Regions from separate parts of the Homo sapiens genome. Here region 1 is linked to region 2. Evidence: chromatin loops called from intact Hi-C (ENCODE). Cell type or tissue: testis. All regions are shown on one strand. Links, peaks and the distances in the headings refer to the core of each region. The heading gives the core; the rest is flanking DNA. Region 1 overlaps TMOD1 (tropomodulin 1). Region 2 overlaps NCBP1 (nuclear cap binding protein subunit 1).

Region 1 (2,914 bases), core at 322-2,821, 64 kb after region 2:
CTAATTTCCTTTACTTTTTTTTACAGAGATGGGGTCTTGCTATGTTGACCAGGCTGGTCTTGAACTCCTGGTCTCTAGTGAGCTCCCTCCTTGGCCTCCCAAAGTGCTGGGATTACAGGCATGAGCTGTCATGCCTAGCCCACCTTTTTCATTTAATATTTTGCAGAGCTCTTTCAGAGTCAGTATGTAGAGAATGACCTTATTCCTTCTATTGGCTTCACGGGACGCCCTGGTGTAGATGGATATTTAGGTTACTTCTGTTTTTTCGTGTTACGAACAACGTGGCAGTGGCAGGGGAGGGAGGGGGTATTCCTCAGGCTTCCTACGGAAATCAAAACTGCTAGGTTGAAAGATAGGCGCTTTCAAATTAAAATTGAGACTGCTCTGACAAAAGGATGTAAAAGTCGGCATGCCCTTCAGCAGTGTGTGACAGCTGTGTGTCCTCACACCTTTACCATGTCAGAGCATTACCCATCAGATGAGAAAGAGATCAGATTTGCTCTTGAACAAAATTACCAACCAACACCTTAGGTGTTACAAGGTGTATCCTGGAGCCGGTGGCTCTGAGGCTCCCTTTCTGGCCAGACGCAACAGGAACATCAAGAATCTCACTTTGGACATTTGACGGAGCCAATTCTGGCCATTCCCAGATGATATGGACAACTGGGAATACTTCAAAACACAACAGAAAGGAGGCCTGGGAATTAGGTTATCCAACTCCAGAGTCCCAGACCCTAACTGACATTAAAATTCCCTCCATCTCCCAGCTGTTTACACACCCCCAGGATGGGAACTCCTCCCCCTTTGAGATACCTGCTCCATCCTGAGGTAGCTTTGCTAGTTATGTGTCCGGAATTGGTGGGTTCTTGGTCTCACTGACTGCAAGAATGAAGCCGCGGACCCTCGAGGTGAGTGTTATAGTTCTTAAAGGCGGTGTGTCCGGAGTTTGTTCCTTCTGATGTTCGGATGTGTTAGGAGTTTCTTCCTTCCGGTGGGTTTGTGGTCTCCTGGATCAGGAGTGAAGCTGCAGGCCTTCGCGGTGAGTGTTACAGCTCTTAAGGCGGAGCCTCTGGAGTTGTTTGTTCCTCCCAGTGGGTTCGTGGTCTCGATGGCTTCAGGAGTGAAGCTGCAGACCTTCGCGGTGAGTGTTACAACTCATAAAGGCAGTGTGGACCCAAAGAGTGAGCAGTGGCAAGATTTATGGCAAACAGAGAAAGAACAAAGTTTCCACAGTGCGGAAGTGGACCCGAGCGGGTTGCCACTGCGTTATCCGGCAGCCTGCTTTTATTCTCTTATCTGGCCCCACCCATATCCTGCTGATTGGTCCATTTTACAGAGAGCCGACTGGTCCATTTTATAGAGAGCTGGTTGGTCTGTTTTGACAGGGTGCTGACTGGTGCGTTTACAATCCCTGAGCTAGACACAAAAGTTCTCCACCTCCCCACTAGATTAGCTAGATACAGAGTGTGGACACAAAAGTTCTCCATGTCCCCACCAGAGTAGCTAGATACAGGTGTCAATTGGTGCATTTGCAAACCCTGAGCTAGACACAGGGTGCTGATTGGTGTGTTTACAAACCTTGAGCTAGATACAGAGTGCTGATTGGTGGATTTGCCATCCCTTAGCCAGACATAAAGATTCTCCAAGTCCCCACCAGACTCAGGAGCCCAGCTGGCTTCACCCAGTGGATCCTGCACCGGGGCCGCAGGTGGAGCTGCCTGCCAGTCCCGCGCCCTGCGCCCGCACTCCTCAGCCCTTGGGTGGTTGATGGGACTGGGCGCCGTGGAGCAGGGGGCGGCGCTTGTCGGGGAGGTTCGGGCCGCTCAGGAGACCACGGCGTGGGGGAAGCTCAGGCATGGCGGGCTGCAGGTCCCGAGCCCTGCCCCGTGGGGAGGCAGCTAAGGCCCGGCGAGAAGTCGAGCACAGCAGCTGCTGGCCCAGGTGCTAAGCCCCTCACTGCCCGGAGCCGGCGGGGTCGGCCGGCCGCTCCGAGTGCGGGGCCCGCCGAGAGCACGCCCACCCGGAACACGCGCTGGCCCGCAAGCGCCGCGCACAGCCCTGGTTCCCGCCGGCGCCTCTCCCTCCACACCTCCCCGCAAGCTGAGGGAGCCGGCTCTGGCCTTGCCCAGCCCAGAAAGGGGCTCCCACAGTGCAGCGGCGGGCTGAAGGGCTCCACAAGCGCGGCCAGAGTGGGCGCCAAGGCTGAGGAGGCGCCGAGAGCGAGGGAGGGCTGTGAGGGCTGCCAGCATGCTGTCACCTCTCAGTTACAGAGGTCTTTCTGGTCAACTCCTGTGACACAAAATAATATAGATAATTCTTACTGTGATGACTTAATATCTGCAAAATTCTTTGATCCTCCCCCCTCCAAAAAGTGGTGTCTGATTTCTCTCCCCTTGAGTGTGGGTTGTGCTTTGTGACTCACTTTTAATAAACAGAATATGGTGGAAATGACTTTGTGTAACTTCCGAGGCTGGGTCATAAAAGGCATCTGAGGCTTTCTTTTTTCTCTGACTTGGCTCACTCACTCTGGGAGAAGTTAGCTGCCATATTGTGAGGACACTCCAACAGCCCTAGGCCGGGTGCACACGGTAAGGTGCTGAGGTCTCCTGCCCACGCTGTGAGGGAGCCATGGTGGAAGCAGTTTCTCCACCTCAGATCATGCACTCTGGGCGAAGTCAGCCAGCCACACTGCTCCTGGATTCCTGGCCCTCAGAAATGGTGAGTTAATACATGTTTATTGTTTTATGCCAGGATTCTGAGGCTGTTTAAGTTGCTATATTTGGGGATAATTTGTTACACAGCTACAAAAAACTGATACAATCGCAACGTTGAGTAAAAAAAGCCAGACACAAATCATCCAATCTGGGAAAACAAGACAGCACAATCCATCTACTTTAACTTCTCTTCAAAATAT
Region 2 (2,914 bases), core at 203-2,702:
ATCAAAAAATTGGTGGAAAAAAGGACCACGTTTTACAATTCCTGCTTTAACTAGCTTTTATTAACTGAATTACTGATAACTGCTTTATTTAAAAACCATATCATTCGAATAATCTCTATGTTTTTTAAATCTACCATTCTAAAATCATTACCAAGCATCTGTCTTTTTGATTGCTCAACAATTCAAGTTGAATGAAGGTGTGCTAAAAATTAACCTCAAACACCTGTCTATTAAGACCCTTGCTGTTTGTATCTCTTACCACTTTGTTTAAAGCCTTAACACACTCACCTAAGTCCTTTTGTGGTATAACATAAAGCTTAAAAAATTAAAATAATAGTGTTAAGTATGGAACCTGATGCTGCTGCTAAACACTTTGGCTAGTCTAATACAATCCAATTTTCGACTTCCATTGATTCAATTATTTGGTCGGCATATGGACAAGAAAGCAAGAGCCTGTAACTGTGCAGGGAATCGGTATTAATAATGAAAATCTGCAGTTGGATATATGGTTACACAGTAGCAAGTTACATATAACTTCAATCTTCAGATCTGAACAGCCAAAGGAATTATTGTTACAAAGTTCATAATCACTTACTTGCCTATGGAACACTTGGCTTGAAAATGATGTATGGTGATTCTCATAAAACACAGCACCTGGCTATTCTAAGCTTGGAATGTTAAATCTATTGAATGACTGAAATGATCTTCAGATACCACATGAACTGAAGCTGAATAAAACGAATCTATTACTATCCACATAGGATCTGAGGGGGGGTATTATAAAGGTTACAGGGTAAGACACTCTGTACGTCAACTTCCCAACCCATTAATTACCATGATAACCTGACTGAATGTCCACTGACTATAATTTTGAAAGGATAATGCCACAAAAAGTATAATACGCATGCAGCATGAGAGCTGAGATGTATTTATTCCTGGAGATATCTGCCTGTGTAAAGTTGTAGACATGTGTGGCACAGAGGTTCAGGGACCTTGATTCTTAAGTATAGATCAAACCTAAGTCACAGGACCTATCAAGGTTCCACCACCCAAAGTGCCAAATTTCACACAAAGGTCTTTCATTTCCAGGATTCACTTATTGAAAAAAAGCATAATTGATGTAATATTTACGCAAGCTGCCAGCTAGGACATTCAAATAGCCTTCTTCTACAGCAGTAGTTCTCAACAGGGTGTAGATTTTGCCCCCAGTGGTCATCTGGCAAACCTTGGAGACATTTTTAGTAGTCAAAACTAGGGGAAGCAACTGGCATCTAGTGGGTAGGGGCCAGGCATGCTGCTAAATATCTCACGTTGCATAGGGCATCTCCCAAAACAAATAACTGGCCAAGAATGTCAATAGTGCTGATGTTAAGAAACCGTATTCTAGAAAGCAGAGCTCCTCAGAACCAAATTTCAGTGAGGTTGGGAGAATGCAGATGCTGAAAAACTAGCTGAATGAGAGCAGTTATTTTTTGTTGCTGTTTTTTAAACCTTAAGCACACTGTTCCCTTCTTTCTGGCTCATCTATTTTGCCAACCCTTTATTCCACCTCTACAGTCTTCCTAACTTAACTTTCCAGCTGGCTTGTTCCAGTTTGGAATCATACCACAGCCTTTAAAGCAACCCTCCTAGGCCCTCTTATAAGCTTGAAAAGGGGAAAATAGTGCTGTGGGAAGAGAAGGTATGATTTCTGAGAAACAACTAGAAAATACATGTACATAGTCACATCTCTGAACTGCAAACCCTTTGTTCATTTTGGCTATATTAAAGGACAATATTTGTCTGGAGAATGGGAGGAGGCAGAAAGTATTAAGAGGTAAGAAATGTTCCACTTTCACCTGATAGTTGAGAGACTATAAAGGGGTGAAGACTACAGACAAAATCTGAACTTACGAACAGAAACATGATATTGAACTCATAAGACAACCTGGGTAAGGGAACAGGGAAATGAAATAAAACAATACGAATACAATTTGGGGAATTCGCTCAATGTACCCTGAAGAAAACGTATCTATGGTAGTTCCCAAGGCAAGAACAGATTTTTTATTAAAATTTAACTATGTAAAAGTTTTAAAATGTAAATTAAAGATAACATTACCACTTCACTCAGACAGACTTGGCTAGTATAGAGAAGCAGGTATAAAATCCATCTGAAAGGATCTTAATAAACCAAATAAATTTCCCCTCTATAAGTCAATCCTAATTTTATACGGGTACACTGTACATCTTATAGCCTTACAAGAAATTTTAGACCCACAAAATGGAAAACAAAAACCAACCCTGTAAAATAGAAAAGTAAAGTAACTAAAACCAACAACTTCAACATTACGTTTTTAAACCTTAAGCACACTGTTCCCTTCTTTTTGGCTCATCTATTTTGATATTGAACAACTTGAAAGATAACATGCCTTGAGCCCGCAGACTTAAAACAGGCAACCATCACTTCTGAAATAAACTATACTCTCTCAAAATAACAAATCCTTTCACTTCTATTTTTTTCTTTAGTTAAGTAAAAAAATCAGCCACAGTCCAAAAGACAAGGACCTAATTCTAAGAAGCTTAAATGGGGCTAATACAGCAAATCTGAAATTTTTGTAAATTGCCCAAATTCCCAAAATTGTATTCGTATTGTTTCTAGCTAAGATTTTGAACAATCTAAATACTTTCTTAAAAGAACAAACAATGGACTGCATATCCCATAGTAACTAAAAAGCTTCAGAGACATTTTTAAAGCAAGTCTAAGCAATTAGTTAAGATTTAGCACTGGACTAGTATCCATACACATTACTTTCCATTTAGCATTTCCTTTTCCTTGTTTATAAATGGACTACTACATGAACTTCATTGGTATAGCCTCCTAATCCTACCCCCCTTAATCTTTGATAGTCGAGTCTCAACACAGAAGTATAATTTT

The links. Peaks named below come from ENCODE experiments on the same cell type or tissue, not always from the same donor. Only the 100,000 strongest peaks of a DNase experiment are listed, where the experiment ranks them.
Region 1: a loop joins it to region 2, with 2.6 times the contacts of the local background. A loop is called at or near these places in 1 of 110 quality-filtered maps.

Annotation. Positions count from the first base shown.
Region 1 is chr9:97,573,386-97,576,299 of GRCh38, reverse strand. All of the region lies in intron 8 of TMOD1 (tropomodulin 1), which reads right to left. Among named protein-coding and RNA genes, the nearest start is that of TMOD1-AS1, 58 kb to the right of the region's middle. In testis, for the core only: no CTCF peak of the experiment used is centred there; DNase peaks (open chromatin) are centred at 1,279 and 1,579; H3K4me3 peaks cover 1,942 bases.
Region 2 is chr9:97,637,149-97,640,062 of GRCh38, reverse strand. The region is part of intron 1 of NCBP1 (nuclear cap binding protein subunit 1); the gene reads right to left. Among named protein-coding and RNA genes, the nearest start is that of NCBP1, 4.8 kb to the right of the region's middle. In testis, for the core only: a CTCF peak has its summit at 1,203; no DNase peak of the experiment used is centred there.